3 separate regions of the Homo sapiens genome follow, and regions 1 and 2 are each linked to region 3. The links are chromatin contacts, found by Hi-C in ENCODE. All regions are on one chromosome and are shown on one strand. Each heading gives the region's core, a stretch centred on a gene start or an enhancer-like site at or near the end of the contact. The rest is flanking DNA. Distances are from core to core; before and after follow the strand shown.

The links. Hi-C counts contacts between places; a loop is a spot of excess contacts on that map. Pooled maps may share reads with other maps.
Region 1: a pooled map of posterior vena cava shows a loop between it and region 3 (16-fold over the local background). The contact joins the enhancer-like site here to the promoter of MTRES1 in region 3. A Hi-C loop is called at or near these places in 1 of 50 pooled maps.
Region 2: a map of CD8-positive, alpha-beta T cell shows a loop between it and region 3 (9-fold over the local background). The contact joins the promoter of HACE1 here to the promoter of MTRES1 in region 3. A Hi-C loop is called at or near these places in 2 of 168 maps with a recorded cell type or tissue (CD8-positive, alpha-beta T cell and naive thymus-derived CD4-positive, alpha-beta T cell) and 10 of 50 pooled maps.

What each region holds. Positions count from the first base shown.
Region 1 is chr6:109,819,552-109,822,251 of GRCh38, forward strand. All of the region lies in intron 22 of FIG4 (FIG4 phosphoinositide 5-phosphatase), which reads left to right. Among named protein-coding and RNA genes, the nearest start is that of FIG4, 130 kb to the left of the region's middle. Within about 2 kb of position 1,285, at least 3 of the 41 ENCODE cell types and tissues checked have a DNase peak (open chromatin) inside an H3K27ac peak, as active enhancers do.
Region 2 is chr6:104,858,474-104,861,173 of GRCh38, forward strand. It overlaps HACE1 (HECT domain and ankyrin repeat containing E3 ubiquitin protein ligase 1), which reads right to left and starts at 1,446. Exons shown (of 24, transcript NM_020771.4): 1 at 1,094-1,446. The coding sequence starts at 1,169. It also overlaps the pseudogene LOC100422315. RefSeq lists a silencer at 875-1,504 and enhancers at 1,127-1,626, 1,241-1,535.
Region 3 is chr6:107,026,831-107,029,530 of GRCh38, forward strand. MTRES1 (mitochondrial transcription rescue factor 1) reads left to right here and starts at 1,369. Exons shown (of 4, transcript NM_016487.5): 1 at 1,369-1,441. RefSeq lists a silencer at 1,188-1,657 and enhancers at 1,768-1,877, 1,988-2,087.

The DNA of each region.
Region 1 (2,700 bases), core at 35-2,534, 2.8 Mb after region 3:
TCCGCCTCCCAGGTTCACACAATTCTCCTGCCTCAGCCTCTGAAGTAGCTGGGATTACAGGTGCCCGCCACCACGAGCTGCTATTTTGTGTATTTTTAGTAGAAACGGGGTTTCACCATATTGGCCAGGCTGATCTCGAACTCCTGACCTCAGGTGATCCGCCTGCCTCAGCCTCTTAAAGTGCTGGGATTATAGGCATGACTCACCATGGCCATGTAATTGTTAACAATAGTTCACCTTTACTGAGCACTCAGGCACTATGCTATACATATAAACTTAAACTCATTTACTCCACTCAACAGCTGTGTGAGGTAGGAATTCTTAGTATCCCCTACTTCATTGATTTCTACTAAATCTTTCTTAAAAAGCCATTGAGTCCCTACCATATGCCAAGGAAAAAGAGCAAAAAGTCTGTACAGCCTCAGCAAAAGTTGCTCCCACTCACATGAGGGAGACAGATGGGGGCACAGACATAGGTGTGCACAAGGCTATGGGAACAGAGGAGAGGGGCATGCCCTACCTATGCATCAGGCAGGGCTCCCAGGCAGGTACTGGTCCAACTCTGTCCTCCAGGCAGAGAAAAAAACCAGCCCTGAGTGGACTGGGGAGGTCATTCCAGCAGCTTGTTAATAGTAAACCTGCTTCTTCAATCTAGCGACTGTCAAATGCTTCTGAGACCACAGCTCACATGAGAATAGATGGTATACCATCTCCTATTAGCTGCAATAAAAGTATATCTGATAAGTAGTCATTTAAAACATTTCTCTAACTCTTCTTGTACCTCTACTGCTATGTAGGCAATACCTGATTAGCCACATGCAGATGAACCATGAGATTAAGAGTGTTACCACCTCACCCGCACCCCCCAAGTCTCCCATCACTCAGATAGCCAGTCCATCTGAACATCTGCAGTATGCGTTGTCTCTGAAGGGAACAGGTCCGGCAAGAGTAGACGTGGGAGTTGAGCTGGGAAAGAGCTTCTCTGAGAGCAGCCCTGGGTAAGGAGGGGTGGTGTAGCAGTGCCGATCTCCAGAACAAGGAAAATGGAGCCCTGCAGCTGACAGTATGGCAAATGTAGGGCTCAGTTTGAGGGATGGGTGAAAAATACACTTTTAAAAATAGAGCCTGGTCGGTTCTGGAAGAAGGCAGCAGCAGCAGCAGCATCATTTTAAAATCTCTCTGAATCCTCACACAAAAAAACAGAACAACTGGTTAGCAAAACCAGGCACCTACAGACAACACTTACCTCAAAACTGTGCGATACAGTATCCTCACTCACCCCCAAATCTAAAGAGGATGTGGAAGTAAACCCCCCACAGCCATAAAGACCTGCATGATAGCAGTGTGTGTGCAAGAGGAAGAAGCAGGAGGAAACAGTGGGGCATCTGAGAGGCCTGAGAATAGGAGAACCCCAAAATAGCTCACAGGTAGTCGCCAGAAATCATTGAAGCTGAAACAGAAGGGGTTCACCCAATTCAATACCAGGGGAGTGCAAGGGATTTTTGGTGAGTTCTGAAAGGGGCTGAGGCCGTCTGGGCCACATACAGTCTTGAACCCAAACGGCCAAAGCTCCCTACCTGGACATGGCAGGAGAAATTGCTGATAGTGGCATTAAAATTGAGCAGGACAATGGAGATGAAGGAAGGAGAAAGCCCAGACAACATTGAGGAAGGGGAGCAGAGAGGAAACCTCAGAGAGCAAGCTGTGGCAGTTTTCAACACTTCACTGAAACAACCAAAGAGAGTTCTGTGAAGTTAAGTAAATCTTTCCTGAGCAACATCTTCTTACAGCTCTGCAAAACTAATTTTGCACAATAAGCAACAGAAAAGTATCAAGGGCCAATCTCATCATAGAATTATAAAGAACAGAGCAAAATAACATTCCTACAGACAATGAAATCATGCCAGAAAGACAAGTTAATAAAAGAGGTTAAAACAGAAACATACTATTTCAAAATGAACTAAAATACAAAGCTTTAAAAAGAAATGAAGAAAGACATTAAAAAGGACTGAAGATGAAGTGTCAAGTGATAATTTGACAAGTCCCAATGGGTTACTGGATCTAGGCATTGGCCTCAGTGACTGTTAACATAAAAAAGATAAGCAACCAGAGACTGTGACCCTCCTGATGAAGCAATACACCACCAGCCATAGTGTTACCAAAGCAATCGAAACAGCATCTCACCACCCTCTGGGTCCAACTGCTGACCCACAGCGCATATAAAGGGCAGAGGAACACTTTGAACTGCATCTTGACTATGCAAGCAGCTAAATCCAAACTGAGGGAAACTCTACAACCCAGATTCTTCAACAGATAAATTGTAAGAAAAAGAAAAGTGAGAGGCCGGGTTCAGTGGCTCGAGCCTGTAATCCCAGCACTTTGGGAGGGCAAGGCAGGAGGATCGCCTGAGCCCAGGAGTTCGAGGTTGCAGTGAGCCATGATCGCTCCATTGTATTCCAGCCTAGGAGATACAGGAAGACCCTGTGTCTTAAAAAAAGAAAGAAAAAGAAAGATGAGAGCATCTGTAGATTAAAAAGCATATCACACTTTTGAAATGAGCAGGACTATAGAATCTAGGGGTGCACATTTGAACGACAGTGTCTTTTTTTAAAAGTGCAAACAAGTGATTACTATAGAAGTCAGGATAAGGTTACTTATGAGTCAGGGTAGGGGATTGTGATGGGGTTGGGGCACCTGGAA
Region 2 (2,700 bases), core at 196-2,695, 2.2 Mb before region 3:
CGGATCACTTGAGCCCAGGAGTTCAAGACCAGCCTGGGGAACATAGTGAGACCTCATCTCTATAAAAGAAAGGAAAGAAAATTATCGCCAAAGTACCCAATCCCACATTTCTTTCATGACCGTCTGCCAAGGTCTCCTTCCCTATCCTACAAACCACCCAGCAGCAATTCAAAGAGAGTTTTGAAAAAGTAAGATAAACTACTACAATTAAGAAAAAAGCTATTCACCAGCTACAACCTCCTCCCAACCCTTCTCTCACTTGGGCATAAAGAGCCAAAAGCTTCTTAGAAGCAGCACTGCTGTCTCCCATCACCACTAAAATGTCTGAATTCCTGACGCTGCAAACAAAACTGCTTATTTTCTCTCCTTGTTATTAGCAGAGTTTTACCTGTCCTGAGGGAACCCTGGCACGCTGAACTAAAAGTCCTGATCCTCAGGGACCATGCCTTATTCCTCTTTGCAGATGCGTCCTAGTTACCAGCTAGCCCACTCAATACTAGTCTGATGAATAAATGAAGAATGAAGGCAGGCATGCATATTAAAGAAAAATATATTGTGTTTACCCATACAGTACTTTAAGAGTACCTGTTTGATGTTTGACAACCCTTTGTTTGCCTGTTATCAAAACAAGGCAGTGCCCCACATTTTAAAAAATAACAAAAATAAAAGCCCGCCTGGCCCCCCGATGCAGCTTAAAGTAAACAGTATCTTTGGATCATCTCTATCCCCAGCTACTGTTAAATGACCCGCAATTATGATGTTTTCTGACTCCGGGTCTCGGGCCTCCGGCTGGTATTCCTGCCCCTTTGCCAAGACCCCTAATCGACAGACGTTGCGAGACCTTTGTCTCGCTCCTCCCAGCAGCGGAACCCCCACCAACCCAGTTTCCTCCCGAAAACTCCCACCTGCCGGGGTGGGAGCGTCGGGCCAGGGGAGTTCGGGGCCCGGGGCCGCCTCTCAGCTCTGGAAAGTAAAAGTGGGCGTTTTCTCAGCTTTCAGTTAGTTTTTCCACCCGACCTTGACGCGGCCGGAGCTCCTGCCCCACTGGCCGCCCCCAGCCCCGCGGCCAGCCTGGCCCCGCGACCCGGCTCACCCTCGGGCAACTCCACGGTGCGCGCGCGGCGCAGCGAGCGCGTCAGGCGGTTGAGTTGCTCCATCGCTCTCTCCATCCTCGGCGCGCCCTCCGCGATCCTCCGCGATCAGCCGCCCCACCGGCGGCCTCCGCGCCCAGAGCCCTACATCTCGCCTGGGCCCGTCCAGCAGGCGGAGACGCGGGCTTGCCCCGGCTAGAGCACTGAGCTGCGAGGGCTGCCTGGGGCCACGTCCTGCGTCCGGGGGCCGGGCTGCTGCCGGACCGACCACCTACAGTACACCCGCCGCCGCCTCTGCTCGCGCCTTTCCTGCAGCCCCCGCCGCCGCGTCCCTCCCGGGCTCGCGTGGCCTTCTGGGAACTGTAGTTTCCAGCTGGCAGAACGGAGCGCCCTGGGCGGAGTCACGTTGGGGGCGCCCAGGCCACGCCAACGCGGGCGCAGGGCTGAGTATGCGGGAAGCCACGCAGCGACTGGGCGTACTCCTAAGCTTCTGGAAAGGCATTCTCACGCCCTGCTCCTCCTACCCTCCTCCAAAGTTGTACAGGAGCAGTTTCCTCCAATTCTATAACTTTACTATAAAACAGATTAGAAATTGGCACAATTGTTCTTAAATCCGTCACCACCTTTCTAGTACTGTATTAGTGCCTTTGTTTCAGGTACCCTACATGAACTGTTTTAAGTATGGTATTTTCATATGTCAAACTTAAAGAGTAATAAAATCAAACAAATCCAAAAGCATATTGTGCTTTTGTCTTCATTGTAAATAACTTGACAATAGCTTAATTAGTTGTTTTTCCTGCCGGGCGGCTTTATGAGGGCAGGGACATTTAATCTTGAACTGTGTTGTATCCCTGTACTTAACAAGGCACCTAGCACAAAGTTAAAGCTCTGGGGAAGATATGAATGATGACAACCTGAAAAAATTTTTTCATTTATTTGGTACAATGCTAAAGTGTCTATGTGATGACACAGCCTAGTGGGAAATCCAAAGGATTTGACTTTGTAAGTTACAAAAAATTTGGATACCTACATTGTGGAAGAAATGAACTCAGTGGCGAAAAATCATATTCATAAGCTCTGCACAGAAGTTGAACACTTGAAACAACAGAAGTTGGAACTTCAAAAAATTAACCCAATCAAAGGGGTAAATGTGAGCCTGGCTAACACCAATATATCTTGGATATATTACCAGTGCCAAGATGATGCTGGAGTGAGGGAGAAACAAAAGGCTTGTCTTTTTCAGCTTCTCTTCCTCAAAGAGACAAAGCTGTTCCTGAAATGAATGGGCACATGTACGTTGATGATGTATGTTGGCTGGCCAAGTGAAAGAGAGTCTCACCTGCCCATTCAGGATATGAAGGGGCAGATGGTGGTTGGCATGTGTTTTCCCTGCCAGTGCCGTCCTAAATCAGTTCCAGCTAGTGACCATTTGTGCCAGTGGTGCCACAGGCACGGGGAAGACCTCTGTAATCTTCACCTAATCAGATGATACCTAAACCAGTCTGGCAACAAGGTGGTAGAGGTCAAAGTTTCAAAAGAATACCAGAGGCTGGGCGCAGTGGCTCATGCCTGTAATCCCAGCACTTTGTGAGGCCAAGGCAGGCGGATC
Region 3 (2,700 bases), core at 119-2,618:
GTTGCAGTGAGCAGAGATCATGCCATTGCACACCAGCCTGGGGGCCAGAGCAGGCCTCATTCTCAAAAACAAAAAAACAAAACAAAACAAAAGAAAAAACAGGGAAGAAGATTAAGTGGCAAGTGAGGTAGGTGAAACCAATGGGGTATCCTATAACTCAAGTAAGTTGAGGAATGAGACCAGACCTTTGGATTTACATTGCAGAGGTCATCTGTGACTTTGACTAGAAGTTTTGTTAGAATGTTGCAGGGTGACATCTTGTTTGGTGTATGAGTCAGAGTTCTCCACAGACAGACCTAATGAGAGAGGGATGGATGGATGGATGGATGGATGGATGGACGAATGGATGGATAGTTGGTTGGGAGGGAAAGGGGAATTGGCTCACGTGTAAATTGCGTTGGTCTTGAAAAGATGTTTCCTTAAACTGCGAGTCTGACGTATTTGCACATTTTTCTGGAAACAACGCCTATATCTCTTGGAGATGTTCAAAGAGGGCGGGCTCGGTGGCTTACACCTGTAATCCCAGCACTTTAAGAGGCTGAGGCTGGAAGATCGCTTCTCTTGAGTCCCAGCCTGGGCAATATGGCGAAACCCCATCTCTACAAACAAAACAAAACAAAACAAAAATTAGCAGGCCGTGGTGGCACACACCTGGAGTCCCAGGTACTGGGGAGGCTGAGGTGGGGAGAACAGCTTGAGCCTGGGTAGCAGAGGTTGCAGTGAGCCGAGATCGCACCATTGCACTCCGGGCAACAGAGTGAGACCCTGTCAAAAAAAAAAATGTTCAAAGGGGTTAGTGGTCCCAGAGAAAGGATCACTTCATTAATAATTAAGATGATTAGCCGGTCATGGTGGCTCACGCCTGTAGTCCCAGCTACTTAGGAGACTGAGGAACGACAATCGCTTGAACCCGGGAGGCGGAGGTCGCAGTGAGCTGAGATTACGCCGCTGCACTCCAGCCTGGGCAAGAGTGAGACTCGGTTTCAAAAAAAAAAAAAAAAGAAAAAAGAATTAAGATGGCCGGGCGCGGTGGCTCACGCCTGTAATCCCAGCACTTTGGGAGGCCGAGGAGAGCGGATCACGAGGGCGGGAGATCGAGACCATCCTGGCTAAAACGGTGAAACCCTGTCTCTGCTAAAAACACAAAAAAATTAGCCGGGCGTGGTGGTGGGCGCCTGTAGTCCCAGCTACTCAGGAGGCTGAGGCAGGAGAATGGCGTGAACCCGGGAGAATGGTGTGCCCCGAGCCTACTTCCCGCGCAGTCCTCCAAGACGCGGCCTCCAGCAGGGGTCGCTGCTTCGCTGCCGCCCTGGCCTCGCGCCCCGCCCGACCCGCTCTCACTGCGCCGGCGCCGGCGGAAGGGGCGGGGCGCAGATAGGGGTAGCCTGGAGGCCTGCAGTCCGCGCGGCCGCGGGGAGGGACGAGAGGGCCTGACGTACAGGTGAGTGCGCCTCTGCTGGCGCGCCGCGCCGGGCCCCCTGCCCGCGCCCCCTGTCACTTCGCCTCTCCGCCCCGCCCACGCTCCCGCCGGGTCTCCCCGTGAGTGTCCCGTGTCCTGCCAGCCTCGGGACGCCCCGCGAGCTCAGGGCTGCGCAGGGACTGTGGTAATTGAGCGCGGCGAAGCCTTCCGTTCCTGCCTCCTGTCGCTCCTGCTGGCTCCGAATGCAGACTGCGAACCCGGGGACGCAGTTGTCCATTTCCTTTGACCTTGGGGACCCAGGAAGGTGCACTGCCCGCGGGGGTGGGGAGGGAGCGAGAGGAATCCGACCCTGTCTCAGCCCACAGCCTCCGAGGTCTCCAAGTAAAGGGAAGGATCTTTAGCTGCATTAGACTTCAAAGCGTTTAGACCAGTTTCTCCATCTTACGGAGCGGTGAACGGGCTCAGGAATGTGGAGCGTTTCCTGGCGTCAAGCAGGTCAAAGTCAGCGCTGCTTTTTTTACAGACACTGCTTTTCTTACAGTCTTCGGTTAGTTCAGATTGTATACCTCTCCTGAAGATGTCACCCAAAACCTCCTATGGGATTCTGCCGTGATCATCTCTCCACTCATCCCACACCAACGCCAAAGAGATCTTTTAAAATGAACTTCCATCAGGTCACTTCCCAGGGTCCATCATTGCGTGTTCTTTTCCTGATTCATTCGAATGCACCCGTCCTCCTGATCAATTTTTATTCCACAGGGTGTTGTTTTGTTTTGTTTTGTTTTGTTTTTTTGAGACGGAGTCTTGCTCTGTCGCCCAGGCTGGAGTGCAATGGCGGGATCTCGGCTCACTGCAAGCTCCGCCTCCCAGGTTCACGCCATTCTCCTGCCTCAGCCTCCCCAGCAGCTGGGACTACAGGCGCACACCGCCACACCCGGCTATTTTTTTTTTTTTTGAGACGCAGTCTCGCTCTGTCGCCCAGGCTGGAGTGCAGTGGCGCGATCTCTGCTCACTGCAAGCTCCGCCTCCCGGGTTCACGCCATTCTCCCGCCTCAGCCTCCCGAGTAGCTGGGACTACAGGCGCCTGCCACCACGCCCGGCTAATTTTTTGTATTTTTAGTAGAGACGGGGTTTCACCGTGTTAGCCAGGATGGTCTCGATTTCCTGACTTCCTGATCCGCACGCCTAAGCCTCCGACAGTGCTGGGATTACAGGCGTGAGCCACCGCGCCCGGCCTGTTTTGTTGTTTTTTTTTTTGACACTCGCTCTGTCGCCGAGGC